Regions from separate parts of the Homo sapiens genome. Here region 1 is linked to region 2. A link is a loop called in an ENCODE intact Hi-C map of the cell type or tissue named here. Cell type or tissue: B cell. All regions are shown on one strand. Links, peaks and the distances in the headings refer to the core of each region. The heading gives the core; the rest is flanking DNA.

Region 1 (10,611 bases), core at 1,445-9,444, 260 kb before region 2:
CTATTTCAGTGAAAGTTTAGAAGAATTATCGTGACATCATTTTCCTGAATGACAAATGTCCACTTAGCTGCAGGGAATTCCTTCTAGGAAACTGAAGATCAAAAATTGAAAATTTATATTACAAAGCAATATTAAGATGTACGCCTTTTTTTTTTTTTTTGAGATGGAGTCTTACTCTGTAGCCTAGGCTGGAGTGCGGTGGCACAATCTTGGCTCACTGCAACCTCTGCCTCCCGGGTTCAAGCAATTCTCCTGCCTCAGCCTCCTAAGTAGCTGGGATTACCGGCGCACACCACCACACCTGGCTAATTTTTTTTTTGAGATGGAGTCTCGCTCTGTCACCCAGGCTGGAGTGCAGTTTCACAATCTCGGCTCACTGCAAGCTCCGCCTCCCAGGTTCACACCATTCTCCTGCCTCAGCCTCCCGAGTAGCTGGGACTACAGGCGCCCGCCACCACACCCGGCTAATTTTTTGTATTTTTAGTAGATATGGGGTTTCACCGTGTTAGCCAGGATGGTCTCAATCTCCTGACCTCGTGATCTGCCCGCTTCGGCCTCCCAAAGTGCTGGGATTACGGGCGTGAGCCACCACGCCCAGCCACACCTGGATAATTTTTGTATTTTTAGTAGAGATGGGGTTTCACCATGTTAGCCAGGCTGGTCTCCATCTCCTGACCTCGTGATCTGTCCGCCTTGGCCTCCCAAAGTGCTGGGATTACAGGTGTGAGCCACCGCGCCAAGCCAGGGTTTTTGTTTTTGAGACAGGGTCTTGCTTGGCTGCCCAGGCTAGACTCCAGGGACACAATCATGACTCACAGCAGCCTCGAACTCCCAGACTAACATGATCCTTCCACCTCAGCCTCCTGAGTAGCTGGGACCACAGGCATGCACCACGATGCCCAGCTAATTATTTTTTAATTTATACTTTGTAGAGATGGGGGTCTTCCCATGTTGCCCAGGCTGCTCTCAAACTCCTGGGCTCAAGCGATCCTCCTGCTTCAGCCTCCCAAAATGCTGAGATTACAGGCATAAGCCATCGCACCTGGCCTGTATTTTTTTTTTTTTAAGAGATGGGGTTGGCTGGGCACAGTGGCTCACGCCTGTAACCCCAGCACTTTGGGAGGCTGAGGTGGGTGAATCACGAGGTCAGGAGATCAAGATCATCCTGGCTAACATGGTGAAACCCTGTTTCTACTAAAAATACAAAAATTACCCAGGCGTAGTGTCACACACCTGTAGTCTCAGCTACTCGGGAGGCTGAGGCAGAAGAATCGCTTGAACCTGGCAGGCGGAGGTTGCAGTGAGCTGAGATCATGCCACTGTACTCCAGCCTGGGCAACAGAGCGAGACTCCATCTCAAAAAAAAATAAAAAGAGAGACGGGGTCTTGCTGTCACCCAGGCTAGAATGCAGTGGTGCAATGATAGTTCACTGCAACCTCCAACTCCTGGGCTCAAGGAATACTCCTACCACAGCCTCCCAAGTAGCTGGGACTACAGGCATGTGCCACCGCACCCCGCCAATTTTTTTTTTTTTTAGTGGACACAGGGTCTTGCTATGTTGCCCAGGCTAGCCTCAAACTCCTGGCCTCAAGTGATTATCTTGCCTTGCCTCCCAAAGCACTGGGCTTACAAGCATGAGCCATGGTGCCCAGCAATATAATAATACTGTACTAGAGAATGTTTTTGAAAATCTTCAGCAAAAATGATACTTCTTTGTATGAGGAGAGATTTCCAGCCACTTAGTGCCAACAAGTTCCTGATGGAGATTACAATTTAACATTATGGGTTTGGTTTTGAGACCAACTGAAAATTCCAACTACTCTTTGGCAATAGAAAGAATTTTGTAATAGACTGAGCAAACATATCAAAACAGGTGATTTTTGACTGGGCGTGGTGGCTCATGCCTGTAATGCCACCACTTTGGGAGGCTGAGGTGGGCGGATCACCTGAGGTCAGGAGTTTAAGACCAGCCTGGCCAACATGATGAAACCCTGTCTCTTCTAAAAATATAAAAAATTAGGTGGGCATGGTGGCGGGTGCCTGTCATCCCAGCCACTCAGGAGACTGAGGCAGGAGAATTGCTTGAACCTGGGACACGGAGGTTGCAGTGAGCTGAGATCGCGCCATTGTACTCCAACCTGGGCAACAAAAGTGAAACTCTGTCTCAAAAAAAAAAGAAGGGCTGGGCGCAGTGGCTTATGCCTGTAATCCCAGCACTTTGGGAGGCCAAGGTGGGTGGATCACCTGAGGTCAGGAGTTCGAGACCAGCCTGGCCAACACGGTGAAACCCCATCTCTACTAAAAATACAAAAATTAGCTGGGCATGGTGGTGTCCATCTGTAATCCCAGCTACTTGGCAGGCTGAGGGAGGAGAACGCTTGAACCCAGGAGGCAGAGGTTGCAGTAAATCGAGATCATGCCACTACACTCCAGCCTGGGCGACAGAACGAGACTCCGTCTCAAAAAAAAAAAAAAAAAAATTAGCACCTTCACATTGGTTATTCACACTAATTAGGCATTCAAATTGTATACCATCACTTGCCCACAGTATACCTTGTAGAGACACTTACTTGGTGAAAGTTCATAATTGCTTTAAAAAACTTTTTTGAATTTCCAGTAGTTATCACCACAATTTCTAAGACAAGAAAGGCTGTTGTGTCATCAGGGTTGGTTTCTGGTGAGGCCTCTCTCCTTAGCTTTCAAACGGCTGCCTTCTTGCTGTGTGGCCTCACATGGTCTTTTCCCCGTGCATGAGCGTCCATCACGTCTCTTCTTATAAGGACACCAGTCCTATTGGATTAGGACCCTCCTTTTATGACCTCATTTAACCTGAATTACCTCCCTAAAGGCCCTATCTCAAATACAGTCACATCTGGGGTTAGATCTTCAATATATGAATTAAGGGAGGGGAGACACAATTCAGTCCATAGCACCCCCTTTGCAAACAATCTACCCCAAATGCATCTAGTGATACACAAGATGTTTTACTCCATTTACTTGCTTTGATTTCAGTACATGGTTTCTTCTGGGAAAATAAAATCTTTGGGATGAAGAAAGTGGTCCAAAAGCTGGCTGGACCTCTATGGCTACTAACTGCCCTATAGGCTGGCATCTGTTTTTACTCTTTGTGAAACCTAAACCTACAGTAGGTTGTTCAGGGATACTACAAGTAAGTATTCAGAGAAATCTTGGCTCACTGTAACCTCCGCCTCCCAGGTTCAAGCGATTCTCCTGCCTTAGCCTCTCCAGTAGCTGGGATTACATGCCCGGCTAATTTTTTAATTTTTAGTAGAGACAGGGTTTCGCCATGTTGGCCAGGCTGGTCTCAAATTCCTGACCTCGGGTGATCTGCCCACCTCAGCCTCCCAAAATGCTGGGATTATAGGCGTGAGCCACTGCGCCCGACCCAGAGTTTCACTCTTGTTGCCCAGGCTAGAGTGCAATGGCGCAATCTCTGCTCACTGCAAACTCCGCCTCCCGGGTTCAAGCAATTCTCCTGCCTCAGCCTCCCAAGTACCTGGAATTACAGGTGCTCGCCACCATGCCTGGCTAATTTTTGTATTTTTAGTAGAGACGGAGTTTCACCATCTTGGCCAGGCTGGTCTTCAACTCCTGCCCTCAGGTGATTCGCCCACCCTGGCCTCCCAAAGTGCTGGGATTACAGGCGTGAGCCACTGCGCCCAGCCAGTTAATAACTTTTTAAAGCTTCCATGAGCAACTTACATCACTCACACATGCTATGCTAACACTACGTATATGTACATATTTATCACCTAATCTTCTGAAAACTCAATTGATCATAAGATTATAAACACACATACTGCATTTTTCCCTAAGTTGCCAAACTTAGTCTCCTCCCCCCACCAACCCCCACCAAAAAAACTCTTTCTCTTCAAGTTGCCATAATAAAGGTCTAAAATGGGGTTGATGATGGTGATAAAATCCTTACTATTTAAATGGCTACTGATTTATAAGGCAAGCTATATTTATTGGAATGTGGGATTCTTTTTAGCATTTTATTCTATTCAAATAGGCTTTTTCTTTTATTCATAAGCTAAAGATTTTCTTTTCTTCCCTCTTGCCTTCTTTAATTGTATTACTTTTGTTTGTGTTTCTCTAAAAGAGGTTATATAGTTTATTCTGTTTGACTATACCATATTACAACCATTAGGGCAAGATCCCAAAGAAAAACAATGCACCTCTCACCTCCTACGGCGCCTGCGCAGAGGTACTAAAGTGAAGTATGCATGTTACAAGGCCAGCCACCCTCAGAAACATTCAATGATGACTAAATGCTCACACTTTATCTGAACCTTTGATGTGTTGTACCCAGCTCTCTAATCCTCTGCACACGATCTTCCTCGGGACAAGACCTGATACAAAGATCAGTGTGTGTTTTCAGCAGTGGAGGCAGCACTGGGCTCTTTGAGTTTCCAAGCTAATTAAGGGAAATTTGTCCCAGTTGGTGAAGGCAGATGCCTTAGGGGTCAGTCTTCCTAACATTTTGGGCACCAAGTTAAAAAATCAACAGTCCCCCTTCCCTTCATCATGTGACTTACCCCAGGGCAATGAATTGGGTCCCCTCTGCTCCATCCCTATAAATCATACATTTATACATACTGTTACATATTTTATTCATTTATTTGTGAGACATAGTCTTGCTGTGTCACCCAGGCTGGAGTGCAGTGGCGCAATCTCGGCTCACTGCAACCTTCGCAACCCGCGTTCAAATGATTCTCCTGCCTCCGCCTCCCGAGTAGCTGGGACTACAGGCGTGCACCACCATGCCCGGCTAATTTTCGTATTTTTAGTAGAGACGGGGTTTCACCATGTTGGCCAGGCTGGTCTCGAACTCCTGGCTTCAAGTGATCTGCCCACCTCGGCCTCCCAAAGTGCTGGGATTACAGGCGTCAGCCTCCGCGCCCAGCCTTGTTACATACTTTCATAATGCTTGTAATATATACTTCTATTTCAACTTACATAAACATGAAATGTAAAAATTTCAATCTGTAAAGAGGTAAGTGGCTACCTCACCTACGATGTGGTAAATAAGACGTGTCAACGCAGCCATCCTGCCCCAGCCGACCAGACCTTAATGCTCCAAAACCATCCGTTTGCGCCTGGAAAACTGAGGAAAGTGTTTATTCCCTTACACACGCTTCGCCAAAGGCCCTGGCACGTAGGGCTTTTTCACTGCTGCGAACGTTAGACCGGCCTGTGATAAGGAGTACAATTAATCTAACTTTGGTATACTATATCCAGAGACCACAGGGGGCTCGCTCTGCGATTTATGGTGCGAGGAGGACCAGACACCCCCTGTGCCCGTCCTACTCCTGCAGATCAAACTCACAGCCACACTTTTCGGAATGAGAAACTGGACAGTAAATGAACGCAAGAACCATGGTGCCCAGGCAGAGAACCCCGCTGGGTTTGCTACGAAGGTTGCGGTGGAGGCGCCCAGTGCACCAGGCGCCAAGGCCCGGTATGTGACCTCACTAACCTCCGCCAGCGCGCACCCTGTCCTGCCCCTTCTCGGGCCAACAACCCCACACGACGCAGCGGTGTGAGAACCAGCAACCGGAACCGCAAAAGCACGGCTTTCCCGGAGCCCGGGCTCTGGACTGGCACCCACTGCGCATGCTCCAGAGCGGCGACCAATGGGAGCCCGGCGCGCAGGGACGGAGGCGGGCCCGGGCCGCTACCGAGAAGCACAGGGACCCGACTTCAGTCATCGACCAATCAGAGCTCACAGCCCCCCACACCCCCTCCCCCCCGGCCCTGAGCCAATTGCCAGCTCGTGTGCGGGAGGGCCGGGTCAAGACTAAGTCAAAGGAGGAGAGGGCAACGCGGTGGGCAGGAGAGAGGCCAACGGCCGCCCGGGGCGAGGGGAGCCGGTAGGACGGGACCAGGACTGGCCGACCCGGCCCCGCGCGGGGAAGGGGGCGCCTTCCTCCCACAACACAAAACGGTGCGCCCGGGTTGGCCGCCCCTCCCCAGTGGTGCGGCCCCGGGTGGACGCTTCCGTGCGCGCGTCCATGCCCAGCCATTGCGGGCTGCGGGCTCCAAGGGTCGCACACGCTGGAGAGTGCAGGTTGCCGGGTCCACCCACAGGGCTGTAGACACCCCTAGGGTCACACAGACAAGGCTCTGGACACCCACAGGGGCACACACATTGGGGAGTGGGCACTCCTGGGCTCACAAAGACTGAGGCGCAGGAAGGTAGGGCGCGCCCGCCCAGAGGGAGTTGGTGGTGGCTGAGGGTGAGGGCAAGGTAGGGACTGGGAGGAGACTTCTGGTTCCCTGGTTGGTCCTGGTGGGGCCTGACTGGGCCAGGGTTTTCCTGTGCAGGTGCGGGGAGTAGGGCGGGGTCTCTGGTTGGCGGGGAGGGCTCCAGGAGCCTGTCCCAGCCCTGGGGGTGTCTGGCTGAGCCCCACAGAAGGGAACTCTGAGATGGGCTTTGCAGCAGGGGAAAGAAAAGGGAGGTCGCGCATACTGGCTTCCTGACCATCCACCAATGGTGGTGGAACCTGGAAGCCTGAGGGAGGAAGGTGAGGAGGCGCTTGAGGGAGGGGGGAATCTAGGCGTCAGGGATGATAGTTCATTGATCCAAGTTACTCAGCTATTTCATAGAAACGGCAACAGTAATGAATAATTATAACACGTGCCAAGCTCTCCTGATCACTTTACACAAATCATCTCACTGCATCTTCACAACAACCTTAACTACTATTATCATCTTCGCGTTCTGGATGAGAGACCTGAGGCCCTGTAGAGGTTACCAGAAGGCACACAGCTGAGAAGCGCCAGGGCCAGGGCAAGGGTCAGGCTGTGCACTCTGGACTCTGTGTTCTGACCACTGCGTCATTGACTCTACAGATGTCTCTGCTTTCTGTGCTCACCCTGTCCTCATTCCGCCCCCGGCAGGACAGAGGGCCCCTGAAGCATCCATTTGCCCACAGCGTCAGTGAACTGTGTAGAACTCTCTGTGCAAGGGAGCTGGCCCCTGCGCACCCTGAGTCGTTTTTCTTCCCTGGCTCCCCACGCAGGGGCAGTGAACAGAGGAGAGGGAAGCCTTGTTGGAAGAGGGCAGTAAATCACAGCATAGCTATCCAGACTGCAATTATTTACTTAGTGCATTCAGGGTCTTGTGCTAGGTGGTGGGGATACCGCACTGAACCAGACAGACAAGGGTCCTGTTCCTGCCTGCCCTCGGGGTGTGTTTTGGGAATTCCTCCTTGAGGGTGCTTTGGCATTGAATGGGCAGAGGTCTGGTGCTGGGGGGCTGTCCCACACCAGCAAGACTTGTAATGTACATGAATGTGAATGTCATTTCAGGATAGTAAAAGGAGGCCTCCAAAAATGTTTCTTATTAAAAGGGAGCATTGGGTCTGAGGGTTGGGAAATGATATTTCCTTAGGTCAGGCCTGTCCCAGGAAGCAACCCTCAGTCAGGGATACGGAGGACCATGAAGATAGTACGGTGAGGGGAGGAGGAAGATACAGCAACGTAAATTTTGCCATCTTGGCCTCAGTTTGGTTTTAAAGGACAGCAGTTGGACCCTCCCCATGCCTAGGTCTCCTGCATGGATTCAGTCAGTGGTGGCCCAGGTGTGGAAGACACCCCCCATGTCTTATTACCTACTCTGGGCTTGGGGTGTGGTGATCAGGACCTTGTAGTCAATATCTTCCCAACAAGAAGCAAAATAAGAACAAGATATAAACAGGAGGTGATTCATCTGGTGCCCCTAGGGGTTGGAGGGGAAGGTGATGGGGTCCATCCTGGTTCTTGGGGGTTCCTGGTGTTTGCTGTATTACTGTGAAGTAAATTAACACTTCTGCTGTGTGAACTGGCTTGCATTAGACCAACTCTCCTGCTGAGAGCAACCAGAAAAGCTGGATTAAAGTTCCTGTTTTTGTTTTTGAGTCTATTTGAAGGCCCAGGAGAGCAAATTATCTTTGAGGTCATCACCTCACCAAGTACTGGCATCCAGTGCAGAACAGCAAGAGTTGATGAGAACATCAGACTAGAAGAACGGAGTGAAAAAAATTTAAATTTTTTTTAAAAAGAGTTTGTGGATACATATAAACGTAATAAACCAGCTCCAAATTATTGATGCCAGTCAATGGAGTAATCAAAAAATATGAATATGAAAAGTGATACTAAAATGATTAGTAAATCACTATAGTCTATAATGGGAAAACTCATTCTATTAGGGACTAAAATAACAAAAATGTGCTTTAAGTTTTTCTTTCTTTTTTTTTTTTCAAGAGCCGACGTCTTGTTCTGTTGCCCAGGCTAGAGTGCACTGAGGCAATCACAGCTCACTGCAGCCTCGATTTCCTAGGCTCAAGCAATCATCCCGCCTCAGCCTCCCCGACTACAGGCATATGCCACCACACCCAGCTAATTTTTAAAAAACTTTTTGTAGAGATGGGGTTTTGCTATGTTGCCCAGGCTGGTCTCAAACTCCTGGGCTCAAGCGATCCACCTATCTTGGCCTCCCAAAATGCTGGATTACAGGGGTGAGCCACCACGCCCAGCCTGCTTCAGGTTTTTTTGTTTTGTTTTGTTTTGTTTTTTAGAGAAAAATATACATTTTACACTTGTCTGCTACTTAGAAATAAGAACAGGAAATATACAACTTTAAAAAATTCATTCTCATACCTTGGTAACGAAATATCCACCTTTAAATGTTAATTTATAAAACAACCAGCACAACCAGCAAGGCTGTTGTGGCTCACACCTGTAATCCCAGCACTTTGGGAGGTGGAGGAGGGCAGAATGCTTGAGCCCAGGAGATTCAGACCAGGCTGGGCAACATAGTGAGACCCCATCTCTACAAAAAATATGATAATTAGCGAGGCATGGTGGTGCACACCTGTAGTCCCAGCTACTTGAGAGGCTAAGGCAGGAGGATCCCTTGAGCCCAGGAGGTCGAGGCTGTATTGAGCCGTGATTGCACCACTGCACTTCAGCCTAGGCAGCAGAGTGAGACTTTGTCTCAAAAATAAATAAATAGTTAAATAAAACAACCAGCAGCTGCTCTGCCTATGGAGTAGTCATTTTTTATTCCTTTACTTTCTTAATACATTTGCTTTCACTTTATTCTATGGACTTGCTCCGAATTCTTTCTTGTGTGAGATCCAAAAACCCTCTCTTGGGTCTGGATCAGGACCCCTTTCCGGTAACATCTTCCTGGTGAACCACGAAGGGATGATACTGAGGAGACCCTCGACCCAAAGGAAAAAGACTGCAGCACTGATTGGCCAACTTTGGACTGACCCTGCTTATTCCTGTGAACCAATCAGTGACCTGTGACGGCTCCTCAGAAGAAACAAGAGGGATGGACAACACCTTTTGTTGGAGCTCAGTTATGAGTGGCTCAGTTATGACTGAGCTCCCTTCTACCCTGAATACAAGAGACCCTAATAGGCAGGAATATCATCGCCCCTATTCCTCCTGAAGAAGTTACAGAAGATGAATCTTCCTCCCTCTAAACCGTTAGGATTAAGGGTTTCCTTGTAAAAGGGAAGGGCAAATATGTCAGAGGCGTTTGAACCAGAGTGATTCTATCTTGAATAGGGGCTGGGTAAAATAAGGCTGAGACCTACTGGGCTGCTCCTGGGCTACTCCCAGGAGGTTAGGCATTCTAAGTCACAGGATGAGATAGGAGGTCAGCACAAGATACAGGTCACAAAGATCTTGCTGATAAAACAGGTTGCAGTAAAGAAGCTGGCTAAAAGCCACCAAAACCAAGACAGCAATGAAAGTAACCTCTGGTCTTCCTAACTGCTCATTATACACTAATTATGATGCACTAGCATGCTAAGAGACACTTCCACCAGCGCCATGACAGTGCCATGGCAACATCAAGAAGTCACCCCACATGGTCTAAAAAGGGGAAGAACCTTCAGTTCCCGGAATTGCCCACCCCTTTCCTGGAAAACTCATGAATAATCCACCCCTTGTTTAGCATATAATTAAGAAATAACTGTAAGTATCCTTAGTCCAGCAGCCCAAGCTGCTGCTCTGCCTATGGAGTAGCCATTCTTTATTCCTTTACTTTCTTAATAAACTTGCTTTCACATTAAAAACAACAACAACAACACCAACAACCAGCAAATATATCAGAGGCTTAGCATCCCCTATTCAAGGGGACAGTTCTGGAGGCCGAGAAAGAAGTAGAAAGGTGGAGAATAAAAGACACAAAGGAGCAGAAGAATTTTATCTTGGCCTCCATGTGGCACCTCACAGCTTGGGAACAACAATTTCTCTCATAATTTTCCTCAGCTCCACCACTCACAAGCTGTGTGACCTCGGGCAAGGCACCCAAGCTCCTCTGGGCCTCAGCTTCCCAGTCAGTACAATGGGGTAACAGTAGTGCTTACGTTTTTTGTGTTTTTTTTTGAGATGGAGTCTTGCTCTTGTCACCCAGGCTGAAGTGCAATGGCACGATCTCGGCTCACTGCAACCTCCGCCTCCCAGGTTCAAGTGATTCTCCTGCCTCAGCCTCCTGAGTAGCTGGGATTACAGGTGTGCACCACCACACCAGGGTAATTTTTGTATTTTTAGTAGAGACGGGGTTTCATCATGTTGGTCAGGCTGGTCTC
Region 2 (10,611 bases), core at 1,773-9,772:
AACACTGGCCGGGCATGGTGGCGAGCACCTGTAGTCTCCCAGCTACTCGGGAGGCTGAGGTGAGAGGCTTGCTTGAGCCAGGGAAGTGGAGGCTAGCTACAGTGAGCCTAGATTGCCCCACTGCACTCCAGCCTGGGTGAGAGAGTGAGACCCTGTCTCTCCACCCGCCCACCAAAAAAGAAAATGAGCCATTAAACCAGGACAAGTCACAGATGAATCTTAAATGCATAGTGTTAAGTGAAAAAAGCCAGTCTGAAAAAGCTACATACTGTACATTTCCAATTATATGACATTCTAGAAAAGGCAAAACGAGAGTCAGTAAACAGATCGAATACAAAAAACAAGAAAATTCTGAGAAACTGTCACAGCCAAGAGGAGATAAAGGGGACACAACAACTAAATATAATATGGCACCCTGGATGGGATCCTGGAACAGATAAAGGTCATTAGGGAAAAACTAAGGTAATCTGAGTCAAGTATGGTCTTTAGTTAATAATATGTCGATATTGGCTCATTAACTATGACAAATGTACTATGTTAATACATTAATCATAGCGAGGCATATGGGAACTCTGTAATATATTTGTAACTTTTTTTTTTTTTTTTTGAGACAGAGTCTCATTCTGTCGCCCAAGCTGGAGTGCAGTGGCACAATCTTGGCTCACTGCAACCTCTGCCTCCCAGTTTCAAGTGATTCTCCTGCCTCAGCCTCCCAAGAGTAGTTGGGATTACAGGCACCCACTGCCACACCCAGCTAATTTTTGTATTTTTAGTAGAGACAGGGTTTCACCATGTTAGCCAGGCTGGTCTTGAACCCCTGACCTCAGGTGATCTGCCAGCCTCGGCTTCCCAAAATGCTGGGATTACAGGTGTGGGCCACCGTGCCCAGCCTCTTTGCAGTAATTCTGTAAATCTAAACCTGCTCTAAAATTAAGTTTATTTAAAAACAAAACAAAAAAGAACCCTATGTTGGAGGGTGTGTTGGTGTTAGGCTATGTGTTTCCGAAAATGAAGCAGGAGTACTTTGTGTTTGTAGAAGTGAAACCTGAATAGAAGATACCAAAATCCTCAGCAAATGACTGTAAGAGAGAGAGAGAGAAATGAATGAGAATCTATCGGTATGTGCTGGGAAAATGCACTGCCACCTTCTGAACACCTACTAGGCCCCAGGCCCAGTGGGAGGTGCTTTCTGTATCAGCCAAGCTGCCAGCCTGGAATACTTACAGAATCTGCCTAGATCACACAGCCAGTGAGTGGTGGGGCCAGGCCTGTACCCCATGTCTCTGTGACCATGGCTGTCTGTAACCACTATGATCCCAGGAGAAAGATCCATGCCAAGATGCCCAGAGCAAGCCCTGGCTCACTGCTCCAAAATAGGACTCCACATCCTAAAATGCCAGCCCTCAACGGGCACAAAAGATAGGTAAGCCAACTCAGACAGGCAAACCAAGACCAAAGAACAAGCCCTGAGAGATCACCTTAAGTAACTCCCTATTTTTTTTTTTTTTTTTGTAAGGGTGAGACCTCAGGGGAGAGAGGAGACAGGATATTTTTGTGAGTTAGGGGCAAAACAGACTCCAACAGAGGTTTCTGACCTCTATATCCAGCAGCCATTCTGGGCACAGGGACCCACTCACCCCTGGTTTGAATGATGGCAGGCCCAGCCCCACACCAATGGTGGCCTTGTTAGGATTCACCACTGAATTATAGTGGATATTCCGATGGTAGCTAACACGAATGGGTTCGTCCTCGTTTTGATGTATCCCATGGAATGTGTTGATGGGTTCTGCAGAGAAAGAGAAGGAGGGAGCATCCACAGCAGGCCAGGTTGGGCAGGCTCGAATGAGGCACCATCTTTCCCTCACCTACCCACTGCAGAAGTACCTGTGCTGTACTGGTACACCTCCACAGGACGGTTGTACATCTCTGCCATGGCCTGCATCTCAATGTGGTTGCCATGGCAATTGTTTTTCCGCTTCCTGTTAATGTAGGTGGTAAAGTCCTCTGTGACATAGTTGGAGAAGTAGTCGGCATTCTTCATCTGCAGAATAGATTGGAAGGTTAAGGTCTGTGTGGAGAAGAAATCCTCCCACCCTGCCCCTTCCCCAAAGGCCTCCATTTTCTCACCAGATAGTCCATGCAATGCTTTCGCACAACCTCATGCATGTCCTGGTCTCCATACACCTGGTCAGCTGTGGGGGCAGAAGAAAGCAGCAGCTAGGGTCAGAGATGCCAGAGAAGAGCTCTGAATCATAGAACATCCTTTGGGGAGGAGGAACTGGGGGACCAGGGAAATTCCCTTTTCTACCCCAAGGCCTGGAGAGTTCTTGCCCTTGTAGGCTAGAACGGGGTCATGGAAAAATATGGCAGGCAGGGCCAGACTTGAAGAACAAGAGAGTGCAGGTGAGAGGAACACATCCACAGGCCTCTTGGGCAGATGACTTTGTCTAGGGTACACGTGGCCACTCAGAGAAATCAACAACATTCTAAGTTCCACAGGTTGGCCTCAAATGCTATTGATTCCCACACCCCCTTTGCTTTCCACATGAGGAAACTGAGGTTCAGGGGGAGTTTGTGGTTTGTCCAAGGTCACAAAGAGTCAGTCTGTGACAGAGTCAACTCTGAATTCAGTTTTCCTGACTCCTACAAGTCAACATGGCCTTTGTAGGCTGAAAAAAAAGGGAACAAAGACAAAAAAAGGAAAGAAAAAAAAATGGGCTCCAAGCCCAGTTCTGCCAGATACTAGAGAGTTGAGTGACCAGAGGCAAGTGACCCAAGTGTTCTGAGCCTCATATACCTCATCTGTAAAATGGGAAAAAGAGGGATAACAGGCCAGGCGTGGAGGCTCACACCTGTTATCCCAGCACTTTGGGAGGCCAAGGTGGGCAGATCACTTGAGGTCACGAGTTCGAGACCAGCCTGGCCAACGTGGTAAAACCCCGTCTCTACCAAAAATACAAAAATTAGCCGGGCATGGTGGCGGGCGCCTATAATCCCAGCTACTTGGGAGGCTGAAGCAGGAGAATCGCTTGAACCCAGGAGGCAGAGGTTGCAGTGAGCCGAGATCATGCCACTGCACTCCAGCCTGGGCGACAGAGTAAGACTCTGTCTCAAAAAAAAAAAAAAAAAAAAAAAGGGATAACCAAATGGCAGGCCTTTTGTGGGGATTAAATGAGATAACGGGTATAAAATAACTACCACTGGGCTTGGGACAGAGTAGCCACAGAGTAAATCAGAATTCCTTCCTCCGTAGGGAGGCCTGAATGTGGGGTACTGTGAAGGTGACAGAGGTGAGTAAAATCCTGCCCCTACCTTCGGGGAGCACACAGTCTAGTAAAAGAGATAAGACACACATGCAACTAACTTTAGCTTAACTCAGGATGGGCAGCCTGTGGCCCGAATAGTCCAGGCGTCGTGAGATTTGGTCAAACTAAGGCGAGAAGGAAACACACTCCCTCTGCTTCGCTTGAGGATCTTCACACATGCCGTTCCTTCTCTTCAGGACGCTCCTTCCATCCTCGTCAGCTGCCTACTTCTCAAACACCAATGTGTTCTTTATTTATTTATTTATTTGAGACAAGGTCTCGCTCTGTCGCCCAGGCTGGAGTGCAGTGGCGCGATCATAGTTCACTGCAGCCTTGACCTCCTGGGCTCAAGCGATCCTCTCGCCTCAGACTCCCAAAGTGCCTGGATTACAGGTGTGAGCCACCGCGCCTGGCCCAACATGTTCTTTAATACAGTTCCCCACTACCCAGGACACCTCTATCACCAGATTTATCAAAGGTGTGCATAGACTTCTGCCCGACCACACTGGGCTCCCACAGAAGGCAAAGGGCAGTTCACACCAAAGTCCACCCCCAGCTCAGGGCCCGATACAGTAAAGGAAATCAGGAAAAGTTTACTGAGCAAATGGATAGGCTGGGTAAGCCAGGGAGCTCTTCTCCCTGTGAAATTAAAGTGGGCCTGAAGATCATGCAAGTCTGATTTCCACTGGTTTTGGGAATTTCCCTTTGTTTCCCCAGAGGACCACTGCTCTGATGGGATCTCCCTGGGGCATGGGGCTAGGGTCAGGTCACACAGGAACACTCCTGAGTTCTTCCCTGTCAGTCTACCTCTCTGAAGAACTGTCAGAAGAACACCTTCCCTGCCTTCCCCTTCCTACCCTGGAGTGTTCTGTGAGAAAGGCTACTCTGAGATAGAAAATAGGGCCCATGTTTGTCTCCAGTCCTCTTGGAGGTGAAGAGACCTGAAGGGTAAGGGGGTGTGGAGGTTGTGAAGGCGGGAAGGGGGGTAGCCCCTTCACCAATGTAAACAAGGATGTGGGTTCTGCGGCCACACTCTCCCCCGCCCTCCCCAGCGGCATTTCCAGCAAGTCACATGTCCTGCGCACAGGCTGGGGGCCCCCTGCTGCTGCCTTTCTTAGAAGCCAGGACCACAGAGCCCGCACAGTGAGCTACTTGGGGAGCTATTTCTGTAGACTGAGCTTGGGGTACTGGGAGGCAGTGCTGTTGGCAGCTGCAGTAAACAGGAACAAAGATGAGAATGAAGGGGTTAAATAGGGGTTGGCTGGCCAGGCTCAGAGAGATAGGCTGAGGTGCTGGAGAAAGCCCATCTCCTATGGAAAGGTCAACGGTCATTTCCAGGCCTGGGAGTTCTATCTTCAAGAGCTAGATGCCAGATGCAGGAAAATGGGGAAAGAGAGGAGACTGTGGAACAGGGAAGGGATCTGGGGGAAAACCCCCTGAGGGTCCCATTTCTCTGCCACTGACCCCTTTGCCTGGCAGAAAGGCTCTGCTGCCTCCTAGCTGTGTAGCAATGGATAAGGCCTTTAACCTCTCTAAGCTGAAATGTCCTCATGCATAAGGTGGAGACAGTAACTCCTCTTCCATCTGCTGGGTGTTGTCAAAACTACACAGGAGGTTTGCCAAGCACCTAAGGCACAGTAGGTGGTCAAGAAACAGGAACACAATTTGTCATGACGACAATGATTCCTTCATATGCTAGTTACCCACGAGTCAGCCAGAATGTTGCCATAACCACTTATGAAGCCCTTCCTCATTTCTGTTGCAATTCCTCAGCCAGAGGAAAGCCCCAAATGCAGACCTAGGATGCATGTCCTCTCCTGGCTCTCTACCTTTAGCGAAACCAAAGGTCCACAAGTCTACCTCTAGGCCGTTAGTTCTAACAAAACTTCAGCAGTTAAATTAATATCGAATTAACAATACAGGCTTCATAAAACAGGGTCCTAAAGTATGGACGAGTTATGACACTTCTTTACTTATCTGTAAAATGTAAAATACCACCTTCTCTCCTCAATCCTATGATGGCACTGATAGGTGATATGGTATAACATGTACCTAATCACAGCTTTTGAGGGGGGAAACACACCACACTGATTATAAGGTATACCCTAAGTTTGGAATCATTAACGTGGAAGAAAATATACATCTCCAAACCAAGGAAAACAGCAATAGTACTACCCCAACAAGGGAGAATAGAAGGATTTCTCCAATAATATAAGGCAGGAAAAGCATCTAAGCACAGAGCTAAACACATAGGAAGTACTCAACAAGAATTCATTTTTGGCCAGGTGTGGTGGCTCACGCCTGTAATCCCAGCAATTTGGGAGGCCGACGCAGGTGGATCACCTGAGGTCAGGAGTTCAAGACCAGCCGAGCCAACATGGTGAAACCCTATCTCTACTAAAAATACAAAAAATTAGCCAGGCAGGGTGGTGGATGCCTGTAATCCCAGCTATTTGGGAGGCTGAGGCAGAAAAATCGCTTGAACCCGGGAGGTGGAGGTTGCAATGAGCCAAGATCACACCACTGCACTACAGCCTAGGCAACAAGAGCGAAACTCTGTCTCAAAAAAAAAAAAAAGAATTCGTTTTTCTGACTTTCCTAGCTCCACCTCTGTCCTCCAGAAAGCCCTCCTCTTCCCAGAAGGCTGGCACACAGGGCTGGGGGCCAGGCTTGACTTCCCTGTGGAGGGGTCTGAGGTTGGGGGGATGACCTGCAGAGGTAGGGGAATTCAGAGAACTTGTTTTGATAGAAACTGAAACTCCTCCTCTTGCTGACGCTGCACTTGTGGGCAATCTGCACCTGTTCTCCCCTCCCAGAGGCCAGCTGGAAGGGGGTCCCCCACCATTCTACCTCTGTTCCCATCTCAAACAGGGCTCAGAAATCCTCAGTACAATACTACAATTGGTCCCACACCAAAGACTTTTCACACTCCAACTCATTCTATCCTTACCAAAACACTCTTACTTTACCCAGGAGACACAGAAATGTGGCAAAGCTTGCCTGGGATCACAGATTTAGGGGGAGTGAAGGGGAGGCCAGGCTCTCAAAGGGTAACTGCTGGCCCCAGCTGATATTACCACCTTCACCCCAATCCAGCCACCATCTTAGTCACCTTACTCCCTGGGGCAGGACCTGATCTTGTGTGCCTCAGTTTCCACACCAGCACAAGCAGGAATCAGCTAGAACCCAGGAAAGGCATGGGAGAGGGCAGAGATTATAGATATCAGGGGCTGCATCTCTCCCTAGGGCCACAGAGGCCAATATGAACCTTACCCTCCCCATACACACCCCACTTCTTTCCTTTTTCTGGACACACAGAGACACCAGTATAGAAATGCACATGTGTATACACATACAGCAGAGACTGCCAAAGATGCTCCCTGAGGCCAAATGCTCACCCAACAAATCCCACAACAGAGAACTATCACATTCAATGAGTAGATGCCCTTGCCACTTCAGGAAAGACTGAAGATGTGAGGCTCTATAAACTGAGGGACCCCCTACCCCACCAACCTCCTTCCTGGCCTCTGGCAGGGTAGGTGGAGGGCAGGGGAAATAACCAAGAGCTCTAACAGACTAGCCTCAACCTCTCTCCTCTGTTGCCCGGGGGAAGTCCTTATGTAACTAATGTAATGTAACCAATAATGTACCCAGATTTATGTTAAGAAGCAAGACATGAGAGCCTGGATTATCTTCCTATAGGGTCCTACCATTTGCTTTAGAGACATCTGAGAACTGCCTACTCCCCAGGTAGCTGCCTGCCTCCCAGAAGAGCCACAGCAAGTTCCGCTAAGGGCAAAAAAGGAAGCTAGGTGTCTACAGGGAACCTAAAAACAAACCACACTAACGTGTGTACACACAGCTGCAGAGGGAGACAGGGACCTGGTCTGCTCCCCACTACCCTCCTGGTCCAGTGGGAACCCTGGCCCCACTGAGAACCAATCTCCTGAGGAGATGAGCCAGGACAAAGGTCTCACTTGCCTGTCAAGCAGCTGTGGTGTGACCTGGTCTGTAGCCCCAACTACCCCAACTAGCATACCCTCAGTGGGAGAGACAGAACTCATCCCACTGGATAGTCTGGTTCCTGAGATGTGTGCTCCTCTGCTCAAGGATTCCCACTGCAAGGATGAGAAACCTGAAGGATACACGGGAGAGGCTGAAGGAAGCTGGTGTACAGGAAATGGCCCGTGGGAATCTTCTTTCTGTGGCCTGGTTCAACCTCAAATACCAATGTTCTGACACTGGTTGTATGACCTAGATAGGGTAGGGTCTTGGCTTTCTCTTGAGGCCTCAGTTTCCCCATTTATAAAACAATCAAAATTGATCTCAGATCCATCCCTCCTAGTGCTGATGTTCCAAGACCAAAAGGCCCAGAAGAGTGGGCCTAGCTAATGTTTCTGGGCCTCATCGTGGTAACATGCACAGCCCTTGCCACTCCCCCATGGCCCATGTAGAAACAACCATGTGGCCTTCACTCTGCCCACAGAAGCTAGCACCAGGACCCTGGTCAGGGTTAGAGGTTTCTGCTGAGTCAAAGCCACATGGAGGGAGGGAGCAAGGGAGAGATGCAGAGTCATGTTTCCAGGAGGAGGTTATCTGAGCATAACAGGGACAGGGTGGGCCACAGGATACCTCTGAGGCTCAGGTTCCCACCTCCACTCCACCCAAGCCTTCAATGATGCTCATGAATCCCCAATAAGAGGAGGTGGGAGAGAACTGAGCGCAAGCAATGGATATTGCTTAACTCAGGGGAACCAATGGCAGGCAGGCAGCTACCTGGGGAGTAGGCAATTCTCAGAAGTCTCTAAAGCAAATGGTAGGACCCTATAGGAAGATAATCCAGGGGAACAGAAGGCAGAAAGCCACCTGCCTCAAGACTCCCAACAACAGAGGGCCACGTGCTCCTACTTGGAGGAGGTAAGGTCCAGAGAAGTCAAGGAACACAGCCAAGGTCATCCAGCCAGTTGACAACCAAGCTAAGAAGCTAAGGATCCTAGGATCATAAAAAGAATGTGTCCTGGCCGGATGCGGTGGCTCATGCCTATAATCCCAACACTTTGGGAGGCCAAAGCGGGTGGATCACAAAGTCAGGAGTTTGAGACCAGCCTGACCAACATGGTGAAACCCCATCTCTGCTAAAAACACAAAAATTAACCAGGTGTGGTGGTGCACGCCTGTAATCCTAGCTACTCAGGAGGCTGAGGCAGAAGAATCACTTGAACCCGGGAGGCAGAGGTTGCAGTGAGCCGAGATCACGCCACTGCACATTCCAGCCTGGGCGACAGAGGGAGACTCCATCTCAAAAAAAAAAAAAAAAAAAAAAAAAAAAAAAAAAAAAAGAATGCGTGTCCTTTGGACACCTCTGGGTTCCCAGGCCAGCTCTGGCTAATGGCCCTGAGCATGTCATTTCCCTTTCTATGCTTCAATCTTTTCACCTGTCTCATGGGATAATGATCCAAGTTTTGCAGTGAGCCTGAAGCACCCAGCTGAATGCCTAGCACACAGCAGGGGTCAAGGAAACAGTGCCCTCTATGTTTGCAGCCCCCGCCCAACTCCAACTCTCTGCTCCACGTTCCTTCCACTATTCAACACATGGCAGGAAGTCAGCCTGTAGGGCTTCACACTACAGTCTAAGCTGACTGCCATCTGTCCCCATCCAGGCGAGGCTGGAAACGGGGGCAGCAAAAAGCCCAGGGACAAAGTCCCCTTCCCAGGCACATGTATTATGCACTCTGCACCAAGGAAACCTCCAGATAAGGTCTAGAGACCAAGGGCCATGTACTTCGGGGGAGAGGCCAGAGGACTTCTGAGGTTTTACAGAGAAAAGCCAAAGGCAGCCCAGTCAGGGGAAATGTGTAGCCATAGTGCCGATAAGGAAAGGCCTTCAACCTGCCCTGGTCAGCTCTTCCTGTAAGTAGAGGCCCCTTACTGAAGGCCCCAGTGGGAGGAAGGGTCGGGAGTATTTGGGGAGAACAGCTAGATACATATAGACACACACACACACACAAATACTGCTCTTGATACGAGTTACTACAACAAGCCAGGTCCTCACTAGCTAGCCCCAAGGGTCGGGGGTATTTGGGGAGAACAGCTAGCTAGATACACACACACATACACACACACACACACACACACACACACACACACACAGAGAACAGCTAGCTAGATACACACACACACACACACACACACACACACACACACACGGCTCTTGATATGAGTTACTACACAAGCCAGGTCCTCACTAGCCAGTCCCAAGGCTTACCCTCAATGACTGCCCAAGACTCAGATGCCCGCTGCATTCTCTAATCCTAACTCCACCAGAAGCCCTGCTTACCCCACATCTAGCCTGAGGTCTCAACACAGGGCCTAGCACCTAACAGGCCCCCACCTATTCTTTCTTTGCCTTTCTTTTGTCCAAGATGCCCCGAAACCCAGCTCTTCCTCTGGGAAACATCCCAGGGAAAACACAAACTTGAGCCAGAGGGGTAGGAGGGATAAGTTTTTTCCCAGTCCAATAGAGCCCATTGCCTGAGCCTCTTCTGCTTGGCAGAATAGAGAGGAGACCATTCACTCCACCCTTTCAACAAACACATGTGACTCTGAGGCACCAGTGAAAATGGCATCTGGGTTTTACAAATGCTACTGTTCCATGAGGGTCTACTATATGTGTCAGGCACTAAAGGGATTTACCAAAGCAACTTCATTAAATCGTTACAGCATTAGGGTCTTTTAGCCCCATTTTACAGATGAGGAAACAGCCTCAGGAAAGAAGAGCTGCTTGCCTAAGGTCATACCAAGAATCAGTTGTGCAGCCAGGGATGGAGCCTAAAACACCCCAGCCCACCAGTAGACATGGGGGGTACCCACAGACGGAGAGAATAGCAGACCAAGAAGGAACTCAAAGAGGCATTGAGAATCAACACCATTTCACAGACGGGAAGACCAAGGCCAAGTGTCACAGCAGTTATGAGTCAGGGCCAGAACTAGAAGGTAGGTCTTCTGACTCCCAGCTCAAAGCTCCTATCAGAGGGCACTTTTCCTTGGTAGATATCAGAGAACCACAGGGAGGATCAGGTCACATTCCCAGCTTCCCCTTCACCCTAGCACAGGACCTCACAACTACTTGTTGGGTCACAGATTCAGAGCCAAAATGGCCTCAAAGATCTAACTCAGACTGGATAACAGATGGTATTAAGGCATTATTAATTCTGTTAGGTGCAGTAATGGCATTTTGATTATGTTAAAAAGAAGAGAGTAAGTCTGTATCTGTCAGAGAAACATACAGAAATATTTATGAATGAAA

Evidence for each region. Hi-C counts contacts between places; a loop is a spot of excess contacts. Peaks named below come from ENCODE experiments on the same cell type or tissue, not always from the same donor. Only the 100,000 strongest peaks of a DNase experiment are listed, where the experiment ranks them.
Region 1: it touches region 2 in a loop (2.3-fold over the local background); 2 of 110 quality-filtered maps call a loop at or near these places.

The regions. Positions count from the first base shown.
Region 1 is chrX:48,670,780-48,681,390 of GRCh38, forward strand. It overlaps a transcript of WAS not described here. Among named protein-coding and RNA genes, the nearest start is that of WAS, 7.7 kb to the right of the region's middle. RefSeq lists a silencer at 5,665-6,094. In B cell, for the core only: no CTCF peak of the experiment used is centred there; a DNase peak (open chromatin) is centred at 5,652; H3K4me3 peaks cover 1,747 bases; H3K27ac peaks cover 1,388 bases.
Region 2 is chrX:48,932,827-48,943,437 of GRCh38, forward strand. OTUD5 (OTU deubiquitinase 5) reads right to left here. Exons shown (of 9, transcript NM_001136157.2): 3 at 2,128-2,192; 4 at 1,885-2,041; 5 at 1,638-1,786. Among named protein-coding and RNA genes, the nearest start is that of PIM2, 19 kb to the left of the region's middle. RefSeq lists enhancers at 4,134-4,907, 5,789-6,288, 6,299-6,348, 7,479-7,738 and cis regulatory regions at 7,303-8,453, 7,628-8,128, 8,543-9,743, 8,882-9,418. In B cell, for the core only: a CTCF peak has its summit at 4,797; DNase peaks (open chromatin) are centred at 4,365, 4,955, 6,065 and 7,095; H3K4me3 peaks cover 4,136 bases; H3K27ac peaks cover 7,600 bases.